Regions from separate parts of the Mus musculus genome. Here region 2 is linked to region 1. Evidence: chromatin loops called from intact Hi-C (ENCODE). Cell type or tissue: left cerebral cortex. All regions are shown on one strand. Each heading gives the region's core, and the rest is flanking DNA. Links, peaks and the distances in the headings are about the cores only.

Region 1 (8,246 bases), core at 1,603-6,602:
TGTCCCCAACTTTTTCATCTGGAAGAATGCAGGGTAGATGATGCTATTTATAAGGTAAGATGGTGGATAAATGATGCTATTTATATGGGCCAAGATGATGGGAGTTAGAGCAGATATCCATGTGGGAGTAGGCTTCGTGTTCCATTCTGGACAGGTTAATTTTAGATACTTATAGCAACTCCATGAACAGAGATCCAGGAGCAGTTAGAGATGGGGCATAAAAATAAGAATAGGGGTGAGGATTGGAGGCAACATTTTGGAAACAAGCATATGGACTAGAGTCAAGAACTGTGATGTGGGGAGAGCTACTGGGGAAAATAATGTAATCTGTCAATGGAAAGAAGCCAAGGACCCTTTGAAACCTCTGAAGAGAAAGGACATGCAGACAATGTCTGAAAACAGGTGCTTTTCAGATCCTCAAATGTGTAGCCTAGTGTCACTATGGGAATAGAAGGAGGTCAAGGCATATATTCAAATGAATAGAAATGAGGGGAAAACACAATGTAGCGCTAGATATAGTAACAAAGAACCTTCCAAGTGAATTTCTCACTCCCTCAGAGAAACTTGGTTCTGGGTCTAAACCCACACTCTAACTAACCTAAATGTGCTTTTAAGTATCCAAGTGATGTTAATCCTACTTTTGGATCCTAAACTCAGAGATGGTATTTATTCCTTGACAGAACCTAAGAGCTATTTGTTGCTCCCCGTTCTTAAGAAATGTTCTTTGATGTAAGGATCTTACATATTTTATTTTAATCTTATTTATTTAACATTTAGATGCCTGGTATCTATACCAGGTCATCACTGCAAGAACAAGGGAAGGTAGGATAGCTTTCTGATGAAAGAAATCAAATTTCAGGAATAAGATATATAGGCCAGATGGAAATAAGAATTTATACAAACATACACATTCTACTGTCTGTTTGAATGAGGCTAAAATGGTCAAATCCATATGTAAGGAACACTGGCTGTGGCAGTCACTCTTTTGTTAATGCTGCAGGATTAGCATCAAGTCTAAATATGTGAGATGTCCGCAATTACCCAGTTGACACTGCACCAAGGAAGAGGTCTTAAGTATTTAATAGGCTGAAACTCAGGTCAAAGGAAAAAAAAAAAAAGAGTATTCACCCAGTTTTGACTTGTCCTGATCTTTTACAGAATTGAGTTTAAGAAAATGAAATACATTTGCTACTATTTTGACTCCCATGGGGTTATAAGTGTGGTGGAAGAAGAATGCTGTGTGTGACAAGGTGCTTCATTTCGGTGTTTGGGGTTTCTGTTACCTTCTGAATGACTGTGGGCTTAGACATTCAATTTATTCTTATTTAGCAACTTTTTATCCAGCTGTCAGAGGCATTAGATCTCATCACTGCCACTTTCTTTGGAAAACAGTAACCTTCGCCTGGCGATATTTTCCATCCCTTTCAGTGGTAGGAAAAGAGCCAATTAAGCCTCATCCTGCGGAGGTCCAATGGCCAAACACACAAAACAACGCAAACCTAGCAACTCCATTAAAGTTTTGCATCCATAGCCTGTGACACGGGAAAGAGGGAAGAGGATGCCAGTCACACCAGGTCTCCGAAAGTGGGGGTCACTTTCTCTTTTTAAATGAAGGGTACATGTTGTCCCCCGCCTCTGGTGAATTTCTTCTGCTTTCCTACAGAGCAAGTGAAGAAGAGGAAGAGGAGAAAAGAAAAGAAGGGGTTAGCTTGGACCATGATTTTTTGCTGGTAATGGACGAATAATGGCTCATTCCAGGAAGACAGAGAAAATGGGCTAAATTAGAAACCATTTCACAAAGCTGGGCCTCAGTATCAAGTTGAGCCAAACTCAATCCAGCACAGCAATTTCCCACCTCCCAACTGTTTCTGCCTGTGCTCAAAGCTCCAATTATATCAGCCTGAGTACTTCTTGTAAACTCCAAACTCTGGCTTCTCTTGCTTGCCTCCCCTGCCCCCACCTTGAGCTCTCTCTGGCTCTAAAAGGGGAGTGTTGACTGTCAGTAGATTTGGGCTTCCTTCCCTCCTTCAGCTTTCCTGAGCTGCCTCCCTTTTCTCCAGTTTCCTTTATTAAAAATGCTAATTCTACCATTTTCTGCCTGGATCCCAGACAAACACAGTCAAAAGGAGCGAGGATGGGAGGGAACAGGAGCGCAGAAATGTTCTGAACCAAGGAGCAGCTTTTTATCTGGCTGTCCCTCTCTGGATGCTCCCAGCCTTCCCTGAGGCTCACAGCAGTGCGAGCACAGCAGGGGTTGGGGGAGGAGGAGGAGGCTGAAAAAAATTTTTTTTCTCATTTTAAAATTAAAATCCCCTAAAAAGAAAAATTGCTGTCCTTGTAACTTTAGTAGGGACTTTTGGCTTTTGTTCTCTTTGTCAGAGTGGCAAATTTCATCTTCTGTTCTGGAGGCCGAGAGAAGGAAGAGCAGAGGCGTGCAATATACCAGGCTCCATAGAAAGAAGAGGAAGAGAAGATGAGGATGAATGCTCAGAGGGATAAAGTGAGCGGGGAGTGAGTGCGAGGATGTGGTGGCAGGGAAAGCACAGAAGGGAAATTGGAATGCTAAGAGAAGGCTGGGGTGGGCATAGCTGAAGAGGGAAGCAAATGAAGAATAAAGAAGCCAGTAGAAAACAATGAAGAGGGCTGGTGAGATGGCTCAGTGGGTAAGAGCACTGGGGTGGATGCAGCACTCTATAAACTGCATAGAGGAAAGAAGCCTTGGGGAAACCCCCAGAGATCAGTTATTCATACCCCACATCACCAGGTATGTTGTACAGGATTTTCTCCATCAGCCAGGCAATGCAGAGATGCCTGTGGTGCCCATACATCAATAGCACGTGCTCAGCCTTCCTCTTTCTTTTATTTCATCCAATTTCCTGGTTATATCTACTTCAAAGTCCTTAACACCCTGCCTCATGACATTGTTATCTTACAGATACTCCTAGAGCAGGGACACATCTTATATCAGTGTGTTTACCAAGTTATACCCCTTACGTTTGTTCTTCTCTCTCTGCAAACTAATGCCTGACCCCGTATAATTAGTTTTGGTATTCTCTCCCAGAGACCCTCATTTTTCTGTACTTCAGGTAGTAAAACACCTTTTACATTTGACCGTGAAACCCCTAGAGGCCATTAAAAGTGGTTGTCCGAAGCTGGGAAGAAAGAGTTCATTGAAGAGGAAATAATGCACAAGCTGCCATCAGGAGACCTGATCCCAGATAATTCAACATTAATCAGCTGTGTGACCAGCTGGATTAGTGGGAAGCCTGTTTTAGCTCTGACAGTCTTAAGAGCTGATCTTCCTTAAGTCCTCAGGAGAGCAGTACGCTGGGGGATGGGTTTCAGAGCCTCCCAGCCTTGGACTCAACTCTTGGCTCCACATAACCATGAGCCAGGTAGTAATTTATTTGATCTTCTCATGGTGATGTGGCCAGACGCAAGCTCAGGGTGATAATGCCACCTTCTGAGGGGAGCCTCAGGAATAAAAATCAACTCTCCAAGGTGATTCCCTGATTGTCACACCTTCGCTAGGCTGAAGGAAATATCTACAAGTTCCATTTACTACAGAATTAGTATTTATATCTACAACTTAGGGGCCATTAGGAAAAGTAATAGCCATACATTTTAAGTAGACGCCACTGTTTGGTTGATAATTTAAAAATACCTTACAATGGCCTGTAAAATGGCAGCTGTGACCCATGAAGAGGGCGTGATGTAAGACAGCGGTTCTCAACCTTCCTAATGTGATCCTTAAATACAATTCCTCAGTTTGTGCTGACTCCCAGCCATAAAATTGTTTTCAGTTCTACTTCGTAACTGTAATTTTGCTACTGTCACATATCATAACAAAAATATCCATGTTTCCCCATGGTCTTAGGCGATCCCTGTGAAAGGGCTGTTCAGTTCCCCAAAGGCATCTCAACCCATACCTTGGGAACTGCTGCTGTAAGCAAATCATGGGTAAAATTCTTTGTTAAGAACAGACCAGGTCTCCAACAAATGGCAGCGTTTTCTGCTACTAATGGGAATATTTCACAGCATCTGAGTTGGACCCAAAGAAGTAAATTAAAGTTGATCTTATCCAGATTCATTCTCTCCCCACCCCCATAGTGTTAAAAATATGGGTCTGAAGGATTCAGAAAGTATTTTGTAAGTCAAGTACCGGCACACTACCTTGAAGAAATTGTGTGTGTGTGTGTGTGTGTGTGTGTGCTCACTTGCACATGTTCATGTGTATGAATGTATATGTATGTATATGTGTATGTATGTGCACATTTATATGTTGTACATGCATGTATATGTTCATATTTTATTCATATATTATATATAAATGTATATAAACACAGAATACTATACATATGTATTTATATGTGTATATGAAAAACTCCAAAGATAAACATTTTGAGTGAGAATTCTGTCTTAAATCTCACTAGAGACGTCCACCATGGGCCCCCTGTGTGACTGACATGAAGAAATGGCCTAGATGACTAAAAGCTAGCACTGTACTGGTTTGTACAAACTCACACAGCAAGAGAAACACCTGCCTTCTTTTCCCTTGGGATTTGCCATCTCATCTGAGATGGGCTCTTTTGCAGTCTGTGCTGAGTGTTTGTTAGGTGGAGGGTGCTAAAGAGGGAGTGACTCAGAAGGGTAAAGAAATCCCAGTTACTCTTCCTCTCTAAAGCAACCACAGCGAGATGACAGCCACAAGCCCTGCTCATCCATTCTGACTTAATGCTTACGCTGCCGTACTGTGGGATGAATTGTGCCTTGCCTGAAATCCAGATGCTAGAGCTCTCAGTCGCTTTGTGACTATTCTGGCAAAAAAGGCCTTTAAGAAGGAATATGGGGCTGAGCTCTTATTCAGCAGGACTAGTGTCCTTAGAAAAAGAGGAAGGGAAGTCCCAGAGTTTCCTTTACTGTGTAAGGACACAGTGAGAGTGTATCTATCTGGAGGTCAGCTGTGGCTACATAAGAAACTACATCCTGGGTCTTGTAGCCTCTCCAACTGTGAACAAATCAAATAAACTTATGAGTATCAAGTTGTCTAACTCACAGGTTTGTTTTCTTTTTGATTTATTATCTTTATTTATCCTTGGTGAATTTTGTACATCTATATAATGTATTAGACTATATTTACTCCCACTCCTCCTTGGACTTCTCCTAGAACACCTCCAGCCATGTCTCCCTCTCAAGTTCATTTCTTCCTTTTTAATTCATTGAATCCAACATACGCTGTTCAAAGCACATGGTGGAGGGCCACCCATGGTAGCACAGGCCACCTACCAGGGGCCACTTCCCTGAAGAAAATCGGCAATCTCTACTCTGGCAACCTTCAGTTGCCAAGTCTCCTCAGCTAGGGGTAGGACATTGTGCCACCTCTCTCCTCTGTGAAGCAATGCTGTGATTTTGTGCAGACAACCACAGCTGTCGGGAGTTCATGAGTACAGTATCCAGAAGACAGTTTGGCGACCTTCCTCCCCAACTTTACAATCTTTCCACTTTCTTTTCCCTTCCACAATGTTCCCTAAGCTAAATGGCCAGACATGGTTTTGAATGTTTTGGCTTTAGGGTGTTATTTTGTTTGAGAGAGGTGTCTCTCTAAGCCAGGCTGACCACAGACTCATGACAATCTCCCCCTCTTTGCCTCCTGTGTGGAATTACAAAGATAAGCCACAATACCCAACTTGATATTTTTTATGGTAACTGTGGATGACTAATATAAACACTCTTTATGGCCAAACAAGAAGGTGGCATCGCAGGCACATCACAGAACCAAATAAGGAGCAGCCCGTGCCCATAAGAAGTTTAAGGTCCTGTGCAAAGGCTGATAAGAACACTCACTGCTCTGAGCTCTCCCTTTGGCTGTGGTCCTCGGGGGAAGAAGCTTTTAAATCATGACAGTGCTGACAGGAGAACAGAAATGAGCATCTTGGGAAAGCTCTGTGGGGTGAGTTAGAGGTAGCTGGGAACAGGATAATATGTATCCATAACCCGGTTTTCCTCCACCCCATATCCTGTAGCTATTCCAGGAACATTCTCTTCCCAGAAATCCCTCTTCTACAATATCTAGCTGTATCTGTGCCATAGATACACACTCAAGTGATCCAAGCTAAGCTGATGAGGACTCTATTAGATCCCATTTGCCGTAGGCTGAGCCTTTGTCCCATCTGCATTTGGGTTCTGTAATTGTGTAAAGGATGCATCATAGCCACTGTATTTCCTTCTGCTATATATATGTAAGTTGCCATTTAGGTGTTTCCTTCATATTTGTTTATTCATTTCAAGTCACCCATTCATTGGTTTCACAAACATTTAAAGCTAGCTTCTAATTTCTCTGCACCCAACTTTCTTAAACCTTTATGCATGTTATACCAGCTCTATGACAACTGTGGGCTTCATCATAAGCATAAAGAGATTCCTTACTTCCTTTCTTGAGACTGATCCCTGTCAGAGATGCAGGTATATAAGGTGTGTGTTTGTGTGTGTGTGTGTGTGTGTGTGTGTGTGTGTGTGTGTAAGAAAGAAAGAGATACATGGAGATAAGAGAGAGAGAAAGAAGAAAGATAGTGTCAGGGAGACAAGGAGAAAAAGGGAAGGAGAGAAGGCATACCCCAGCTTCACACACTGATGTGCATTGGAAATGAATTTAACAAACCCTGTGAAATTAAGGAACTGACAACAAGAACAACCAATTAAAAAAATACATCTCCCCCCCACCCCCCCACCCCCGCTTGCTGCTAACCTTTCACCAAACATGGACTGCTCACTAGCCTTGTGCCACAGCTTTCCTGTCCCCCCTACAAAGCTAAAGTTGAAATTTAATTACCTTTGCCATGATGATAACAGGTGGGGGCCTTAAGCAAGAGCTTAGGTCATGAGGGTCGCTATGTTCTCGTAGGTGTGGATGAGTTATCACAGGAAGATTTCTTATAAATATGATTTCACTTTATTTTACTCTCCATGATGTGGTCACTTGTCCTTCCTCTGTGTTATTATGTATAAAAAGTTCCTTACCATCTACTACCATGTGCTTTTAGACTTTCAGCCTCTATACTGGAAAAAAAAATCTTCTATGGTTTATAAATGACACAGTCTATGGAATTCTTTTATTGTAGTGTAAAACTGACCAAGAATAAACCAGGTAATGAAGGACAAACATTTAAAGTATATGTGACTTTGCACATGGACAATGTGAAAAGGATAGATGATTTGAAAGGAACATGTGGACCAACCCTACATTTGCATGACTGCAGCATTGAGAGTGATTCCAACGAAAAAGGACTTGGAGATAGAAATTGTAGTAAGTTGGAGGTCATTCAATAGTTGTTAATAGATTGTTGATAGAGACAGTGAAGACCTTTTTTATGATATATGTACTGGATATACTCCAGTCAAGAAAAGACAAAATATATGGATGTCTCACTCCATTACAGCATACTCTTTCAAGGTCATAGTAGGCTTGCAAGACCAGCATGATACCTTGCCTTAAGACGTGACCACCTTCCAACAGTTCCTACCTTTTAAAGTTTTCACCAGTTCAGCACTGCAACAATGGGTTGAAATTCCAAGCACATGAACCTCTGTGGACTCAAACACTTGCAAGCAGAACAAGGTCTCTGTAGGGGTCCAGTGGGGGGTAAGCAATTGAAATCTAGAGTGAAGGTCATCTTTGTCATACAATTGCAAAGAACTCAATAAAGTTGTATCCTTGTCCCATATGGAACTTTATGGAAGGCAAAACTTAGGAATGATGAACCAGGATAAGTGGTCCCAGGCATTGAAACTTTATTTTTTACTTGGCTATTTTAGTCACATGCAGTGAGATTAAGAACAGAGAGATGATTTCAAGATGAAGTGTATAATTAAAATGTAATCAGATTGGGGGAATTTGTAACTTCAAATAAAGGAAGACCATAGGACAAAGACACTAAGGCACTGAGCTACCCCCTCCTTCTCTTTAAAGGCTCAGAGATCTAAAAGGGTAGAATAGTTTATGAAGAAATGATCTGGAGGAGGCCCCCCTATGGGTTCATTGCCTGGAACCTCCAGGGACCAGTGCTCTCCATTCTGGGACAGGTTTCCTAAACCAAAGCTCAACTGATCCCAGGTAAAAACTGACCTATATCACTCTGGCTATTGATCTGGAAGGTAGAACTAACAAATCATGGCAAAGTCCTCATATCCAAAGTCCTAGGTCTTCAGGCTCTCTGAATGTAAGAACTAGAGAGACATCATAGCTATCC
Region 2 (8,246 bases), core at 1,854-6,853, 110 kb before region 1:
AGCACAGCTCCTCCTGTATCCAGACTGGTGAACCAGAAAGTTCTTGGTTATCAGATGCAGCAACTTGAGGGGGTACGATGTTAAGTGGGCAAGGGTAGTCCTGTTTTAATACCACCACTCCTTTGGGTGTCCAATGAACCAAGTCCTTCCTTCTTTCAAGTCCCTCTCTCCAAATTCTCCCCCCATAACCATCTTAGATTCAGGATGAAAGTGTAGGCCAACAGGAACCATTTGTCTTTTTGTTTCTGTGGGGGGAAAAACCTGTATTTTCAAACACTCACTGAATTATCTATGGAAGAGGTGGGTAGGTGAGAGAAACACACATGCACAATTCCTCCTGTGAGTCTGAGCAACACCTATGAAACCAACTGTGACTCACCAGGTGTCTCTTCAAAGAGAAAAAAGGAAGCAATTATCACCCCACCTGGATGGGCCTTCGCTCCTCAGGTAAGCTGTTCCCCTGGCATTCGCCTTGCAGATAGTCTCAGAAACCTCACATTCAGGAGCCTTTCTTTTTCAAGTTTGGCATGGCTGGTGTATTTGTGTGTATGCTGCCTTACTATATAGCCTGTAGGCTAAAGGAAGAAGTCACTCACTGTCTCTGCTCCTCCCAACCCCGCACCTGAATCTTACGGGATCACACATTTTCTCCTAAGAGCTTTAGGGACAGAGAGGTAAAGAAAAAAAGAATGTTTGGGAAATGTCATGGCTTTCCAGCATAATAAAACATGGGAGGAACAGCACAGATGTGTTTTGTCCTTTAAGCCTGTGATGAGCAGGGTACCAGGACCTTCCAGGCTGAGGCTGATAGGGCCTTCCTCTGGGACCTGTATTTTACATGCCCTTCTAGTCAAGATGCAGTTGGTTCTAGGTTGGGAGATCAGTTAGGTTGGTTCACCTGCTCCAAGGGGGTGGGGGGAGACAGAGATGAGTGTCCTTATACCATGCCCCCTTGGAAAAGGTATTACAATGACTTTGGTGATTGCATGTGCTTTGCTAACTATTTCCTTCCAGCCCTTTGTCCTCAACTTCAATAGTGACACCTGGATGGTATTATTGTGGGTATTAAAGAACGCATTGATTTGATTTGACTTAATATGTAAACATGCAAATCTAAACAAACTAGGTGCCACTCTTAGCTGAACAAAACGATTCTGCAGCTGGGTTGCTGTGTGGAGAAAGTTCTTGTTTTTTGGTACCTTCCAGAACCAAGCATCTCAGCCCTCTTACCCTCTGGGTCTGGTTATTGGTCACCAGTTCATAGATGGGGGATGCTCTGGTCACTTCCAGTAGAACTGGCTCAGCAGGGGTTTCAGGGCTGGATGTCACATGACATAAAGGACAGGATGAGGGACACCGTCCCTTGCTCTGGCACTCCATCCGGACTCCAGCTGCCATTCGCTTGGTGCCAGAGTCTGACAGGCTAGCGATGTATTCTGGGAATGTCAGCACCTTGGGATCCCTTTCCCGCTCCTCCGACTCATCAGATGGAGAGTTGCCTGCCAGACACAAGAAAGAGGAACAGTGAGGGAGGCAAGATAGCAAGGATTGCCATGACTTGGTGGCTCCTGAGTTCTGAGGTCTAACCTTGAGAATTTGGAAAGTGCCACTGAGAAAGGAAACACTGTCACTCTTCTTAATTAGGGGCACACATCTTCCCAGTGACATAGAGAGTTGGAAATGGCCTTTCAAGTATGAGAATAGGTTGTTTCTTTTCTGAGAATCACTGGCTCCACTGATCCACATGGAGGGATGTGTCTGTGATACATCCAATTCCCAGAAAGCAGATGATAGCAGCAGTGACCACTCTATGCCTTGGCTTCTTCATAGCTCCCACCTCTAGTGTTATTAAATGGATGAATAACAAAATGATTTGAAGACACACATGATTTCTAACATGCAGGCAGCACTCAGCACCACATTCTTGGTCACAATTACAACTGAGGTTTATGGAGCCTTTCTAGGGCATTGGGATTGACTCGAGATCTCCTTCTACCATCCTCACCATTGCCAAAAGTCTACCATTGTACCCATTTCTATATACCAAGAAAGGAAAATATCATCAAGGTCACAAAGGTAGCAGATTGTGAAACTTGGTATTTGAACCCAGTGCTATCTGACTCCAAAGTGTTTAAGTCATAGAGCAAAGCCAGCATTTCTTGGCTGTATAGTTAACTCATGTGTTGAGAATGCAGAGGAAAGTTTGTCATGTTCAGAAAGATTTTTTTCACTGTTGTTTGCCACTTAGAAGTTAGCTACACAAACTCTTGATCTATTTTTGGTGACAAACATGAGACGAGCCTACTAGAGAATAATGGTTTGTTCCCCACACAAGAAAGCACCATTTTCTCTTTCTTCCTTCAGTCCTCCTGTTTACCCATTTAACTCATTATCTATAAAGGACTCTGTGGGCAGAATCCTCCAGATTTCATAAGCTATTTCTGACAGTTGGTGTCCCAAACAGGAAATGATTTTGGAGAGACTGCTGTGCCTTCAGAGATGGTGGGTACACAGAATTTCTGGTCTCCACTGGGTGCATTAAGAATGTCATACTTGAAGGGACATGGTCTGAACTGGTTGAAAGGTCTCACAAAGTGGTTCCAGGAGGTCATTGGGTGATATGACTCACTGACTTAGAAAAGCACATGTTCTCTCCTCAGGGGTATTGGGAGCACTGTCTAGGCCTTCTCTTAACTTGCTGTGTAACATGGGCCCATGTGGGAATATGGTGAGTGTAGTGGCCATTCCTGGTTGTCAACTTGACTATATTTGGAATGAACTACAATCCAGAATTGGAAGAAGGGAGTCTAGCTCGAGCTCTTGCTCCTTCGCCTGCTTGCTGCGTGAGACTGAGTAACTGCTAGATCCTTGGACTTCCATTCACAGCTGCGACTGAACCATTGTTGGGAATTGGGCTGCCGACTGTAAGTCATCAATAAATTCCTTTACTATCTAGAGACTATCCATAAGTTCTGTGACTCTAGAGAACCCTGACTAATACAGTGAGGTTCCCACTGTTTTTGATTCCCAAATGAATAGCACTATGTGAACGAGACACTCTTACCCAGCTACTCTTGGAATGTGACTTCTCTTGTGTGTGAAGGCACAGGACACACTCAGAGACTATGGGAGTCAGTCTATTTAACATTTATATTTTACTTAACTATAGATCCAGGATTGAGCTACAGACCCTCCTGGATTATAGGAAAACTAGACAATGGCGCACACACACACACACACACACACACACACACACACACACACACACACACAAACACACACACACACACACACACACACACACACACACACACACACACACACACACACATCGAAAGTCAAAAATGATAATATCAGATAGAGAGCAGACTAACCAACCTCAAATCACTTCACCCAAGGATTTATCCTTATGAACATTTAGGCCTCTGCATCTCAGTCATAGCTCCACACTTTATCTTAGGCTAAGAATAGATTGCTAGCAGCATTTGAAAAGTCCATAGACCAGCCAAGCCTTTCTGCACCCCATTTTTTGATCTGATTTCTTGTCTTCTTCACACTGCTGAGTGACTGGTCAAAGTAGGTGGAGGTGGAGTAAGGTCTTTGGACAATATCTGGTATCTTTGAAGAATCTTCATGAGGTTGGGAGCCTTTTCCTCTTTGGCTCTAATCACATTATCATCAGAGACATTTCTGTAGGGAGCCACAGCCCTCCTTTGTTGAGACTCCATTAGGAACACTTGCAAACCTACAATATGATCACTAGATGGTGGTAGTTGATCGAAAATGACTATGTTCGGCACTGTGAGACCACACCAGAGAAAATAAAATTTCAGAATCCTAAGGGTGGTGTGGGTATCTCAACATTTTTATGGCTCTTTTTTTCCTAACATACAATAAAAACTAAAAAGCAAAACAATTACAAATTATATACCTCATAACTTCACGAAAAAATATGAAATCCAGGTGACAATGACAGGATAACTGAAAAAAAGCTCACAAGAAAAATTTTTTAAAAGAATTCTCTCCAAATATCCTTAATTTTGAGTAAAAAAAAAGTTACTTCAAATGTGAAGTAATATGCCAACGTATTTCTTTTCTTTCACCTTTAAGCAAATTTTCCTAGGTCACTATCTAGGTGAATTGTGTTGAAATATACCACCAGGGGGCACTGTAACGTGAGTCCTCTGTAAGGCATTAACTTCCCTGCCCTCCAGCTGGCCATCATTAAAGCTTGTAATTGCTGTGAACAAGAGGGGCTGCTCCCCTTGTTGCTGTCTTCTGGCAATGCCAATTAAATTCAAGATGCAGTTAGTCCCTGTCAACACTCGTCCACCCTACAGTCTTGGCAAGTTTAGAGACTACAGTAGGGTGACTGAGAAGAGCCAGGAGGCAGAGATGATAGGGGTTTCCAAATGCTCCTGCTTTGCTTTTTTCTTCAGGACCTTAGTCTACATCTTCCACCCCCAGCCCCCAAATCAGGACCACATATCAGGTCCCTGCTGGAGGCCCAGGCCAAGGCCAGTATACCTCGCTAACATCATGCTCACATGAGATGGAACTGTCTAGAAAGAGGCTGGATTTATACAGAGCAATGAACAGTAAACTCCCCAAAGCCATCTATTCAGTCTCCAGCCAAGAACAGACATGTGCATGAGAGAGATTTTTCAAAGAGGAAATGCATTTTCTATGTGCAGTTAAAGATACAGTTGGGAAATACTCCTTAAAATGATGGAGTCCGTTGATGAAAGCCCACATAAATCTCCCTTACCCCAAAGAGAATGCCACCATTCACTGCAAGGGAATGAATAGCTCAGATATGAAGCTCTTCAGGAGAGCCTGCTCTCTGCTGGTGGAAAGGTGGGAAGAGGGAAAGCCACTTTATCGCCTATGACTCAGTGGACCCCCTCTTCCTATTGGCTACTCCTATTGCCATCTTTGGAATATTTCTCCATCCTCTGGCACCTAGGTAGAGATGATCCTGGTATCTGAAATACCGTGATGCTTCTTAGGAAAGTAACTATCTACTTCAGTAGACACGCAGTCTTTGAACAAACGAAACAATTTACAGTTAAGGTCTTGGAAGATGATGACCGGCAAGTGTGTCATCTGACAAAAAAACAAACAGAAACCAAACCAAACCAAACAACAACATCAAACCAATACACTTATGGCTCCTCACCACTAGTTTTGCAGAATCCATGCTTTTGTTCTCAGGGAGGTCTTCCTGTCTGGCTGTAACACTTAGCTTTCTTACAAATAGAGGAATATTCAACCTGGAATGTAGTTAACAACCCTAAAACTGCAAAGCATTTTGCAAATACAGTTTGCTATAAATAAGTGCCATTTGCTTTAGGCTAAATCTGTATCCTCGAGCATACAGTGGATGAGTTTCCCCAATAGAATATCATGGTATGAGAATATTGGCATCCTTAATGCTCAGAATCTCACTGTGTATGTGCACATGGCCTTAGGCATGTACATATTGACCCACCTCCATTCAGAAGCGTATTACAATGATGAAAGTGACCAAGTCTTTCTCATGCAGGCTCTGCTCTGCCTGTGTGAACTCACAGGTCACAAAGGTGAATTACTTGTTGTGAAGTAAATTGGTACAATTCCTGTAGGATTCTGAGGACTGCTTAAAAATCTCTCTCCTGAGTTGGTGCCTAAGGCAATGAGATGCTAATGACATCACAGCTAGAACTACACAGGCAGTTCATTAGGCAGCAAAGAAATCAAATGCAAACTAATCAGATTACAGCTTTGGGGGAGAGCTTCAGATACATGCAAAGAAGGTTGACATGGGCCAATGAAGTACAGCTCAGCAAGCTGTACGGGAAGACTGCCCACCCACAGCCAGTACAACAGGACTCACCCCAACATTTACCCCTATCTACTGTGTGAGCCATCATTCCAAGTTATCTGACTCACATTGCCCTCATTTCAGGTCTTCCAAGTAGAGGAACCCAACCTGGATTGTTGTTAATAACCCTAAAATAGGTTCCAGTCAGTCTCTTCAAGTGGTTAATATCTTTGGAAAGACTTTGGAAAGCCTGTTGGGACTTGAACTGAACCCCTAGTCATGTCATGAACACATATTCTCTGAGACTCAAATCTTAACTACAAAGGACATACATGGAGCAATTCCTATTGTTCCAGATGTCTGATGATAGCCTCCTGAAGTCAGGAACAGTGCCATTCTCACCTTTGATTTTCATTTCCCTAGTTTATCTTTTGTCTGTATCTATATGTGTATCTAGATGTATCTAGATCTATCATCATCCTTTCTGTCTATAACTTCATTCTTTGTGTATCCTGGGATAATTATCCTAAGCTCCAAGCATAGGCATGAATGATTACAAAACATCAAGCTTAAATAGAAGCAAGCATTTGGCAAACAGTTCTCCTGTCCCTTACAAGGTCCTCTAGGAATCAAGTGAAAAATGTAAGGCATTACTGTGGTAGCAGCTAACTGTGACTTGGCTGTGACTCCAGCCAAGTTCTCTTCCCTAAGTAGCAAAGCCTGTTAGGGCACCCACTTATACAGGTTACATGATGTCATACCCAAGGTCCCCCTATTTGTGGCCACCATCTCCTCCATACTCTCTTGGCAGCCTCTTTGCACATCTCAGCTCGACAGAAGGGACAGATGATGCCCCAGTTGCTGAAACAGCTCAACTCAAATTCCCTATAACTCCCTTCCTCCCCTACCCCTCTTTCTCTCCCAGGATCAGCCTGCACACAAGGACCACTCCAGGTTCTCGGCTCTCATCCATCAATTCCTAGTAGCTCCAAGCAAGCAACCTACTTAAATAATGAAAATCGTTGGTTCCCATCTGACTGATGTATTCAGAAAAACAAAACAAAACAACAACATGCAACAAGAGTGTCGTGTGTGTGTGTGTGTGTGTGTGTGTGTGTGTGTGTGTATTTTTCTCACTGAATATGTGTATGTCTGTCTGTTCTTCCCTCCCTCTCCATGCCCCCAACATTCATTTAATATTAAATTACATTCTCACCCCAGCCTGTATCCTTTCCTCCATGTACAATATCATAAAAGGAAATTATCAGTTTTAAACCTACTCTGCAGATGACTTCGGTTGTAGGTTCTTTCCTTTATCTCTTCTCAGATGGATGACCTAGGTAAGGTTTCATGGCCTTCTAGAGTCTAGAATTCCTTGTATGAAAAGTAGAAATGTCTAGACCGATTGATTCTTCACCAATACAACCTAAAGCACAACAGCATGGTGATACATGCCTGAAATTACAGCACGTGTACGACAGAGGCAGAAAGATCAGAAGTCTAGAGCCATTCTTTGGTATGGGATCAGTACAAGAATCTGTCTCCAAACACCAAAACAAAACAAGCAAAACTGCAAACCGCAAAGTCAATCTTGAACAGTCCTTGGGACCCAGCAAGTGTACTGTCTGTCAATTCATTAACTCTGACTCTGCTTGTCCACTTACCCTGTTCTGCCTACAGCCAACATCACAATATGCTGAGTGACACTGCCTTGCTCTCCAGTACAATACCTCATAGTATCCAAAACAAATATTTATTCAATGATGAGAGTGTTTATTGACTAATGAAACCTTTTCCAATGAGCTGTATATAAAGTGATTATGTCCTGTCTTCTTCAAATGCCAACTAGACATCTGAGCTTTAATTAACTTGGAGCACTGTTGTTCTAGGTTCATTTGAAATGTTCTAGATTTGACTGAAATAGTGGGGTAACTGAGTGGTTTCCACTATTCTCAGGTATAATGGATTGTTCAGAGACAACTCGGTTACCAAGATTTAGGTAAATACTGTAGAAATTTCACTCTCCAAACATTTAAACTGTATGTGTGCATATCCATGTTTATTTACTGGAGAAGTGAGGATTTGGGCTTAAGATGGGAATATGCAGCACAGTCAGCTCTGGTGCAGAAGTACAGCACTTTTTAAAATGTGGTTAGAAAATCTGAGGAGTTCTCTCAAATGATGTCTTTAGGTAGCAAAAGGTCAGGATTGATGGCCCAGGGCCCAGCAAATGTACCCAAGGACTGTATGGAAAGGAAAGCACCAGGACGGGAGGGGAAGGGAGGGCAGTTCTGGGTAGACCTGGGGAACAGAGGCATTCCAGGCAGACTGGGCGTTTGGCCTCACATGTGATTGTTCTCCAGTGCGGAGAGATAGCTGGACTCTAACAACTGACATAAGGAAGGGAAACACCTGGAAAACTCTACTTCATACAGTTTTCTCA

Evidence for each region. A loop is a pair of places that touch in the nucleus more often than their neighbours do. Peaks named below come from ENCODE experiments on the same cell type or tissue, not always from the same donor. Only the 100,000 strongest peaks of a DNase experiment are listed, where the experiment ranks them.
Region 2: a loop joins it to region 1, with 3 times the contacts of the local background. A loop is called at or near these places in 3 of 42 quality-filtered maps.

The regions. Positions count from the first base shown.
Region 1 is chr1:158,541,718-158,549,963 of GRCm38, reverse strand. The region is part of intron 8 of Astn1 (astrotactin 1); the gene reads right to left. The region is part of intron 1 of Gm37679 (a long non-coding RNA gene); the gene reads left to right. Among named protein-coding and RNA genes, the nearest start is that of Gm37679, 8.6 kb to the left of the region's middle. In left cerebral cortex, for the core only: no CTCF peak of the experiment used is centred there; DNase peaks (open chromatin) are centred at 2,032 and 4,665; H3K27ac peaks cover 3,806 bases.
Region 2 is chr1:158,650,293-158,658,538 of GRCm38, reverse strand. It overlaps Astn1 (astrotactin 1), which reads right to left. Exons shown (of 23, transcript NM_007495.4): 17 at 1,231-1,499. Among named protein-coding and RNA genes, the nearest start is that of Gm37679, 100 kb to the right of the region's middle. In left cerebral cortex, for the core only: CTCF peaks have their summits at 3,759 (motif pointing right) and 4,147 (motif pointing right); DNase peaks (open chromatin) are centred at 4,249, 5,396, 5,690, 5,841 and 2 more places; H3K27ac peaks cover 385 bases.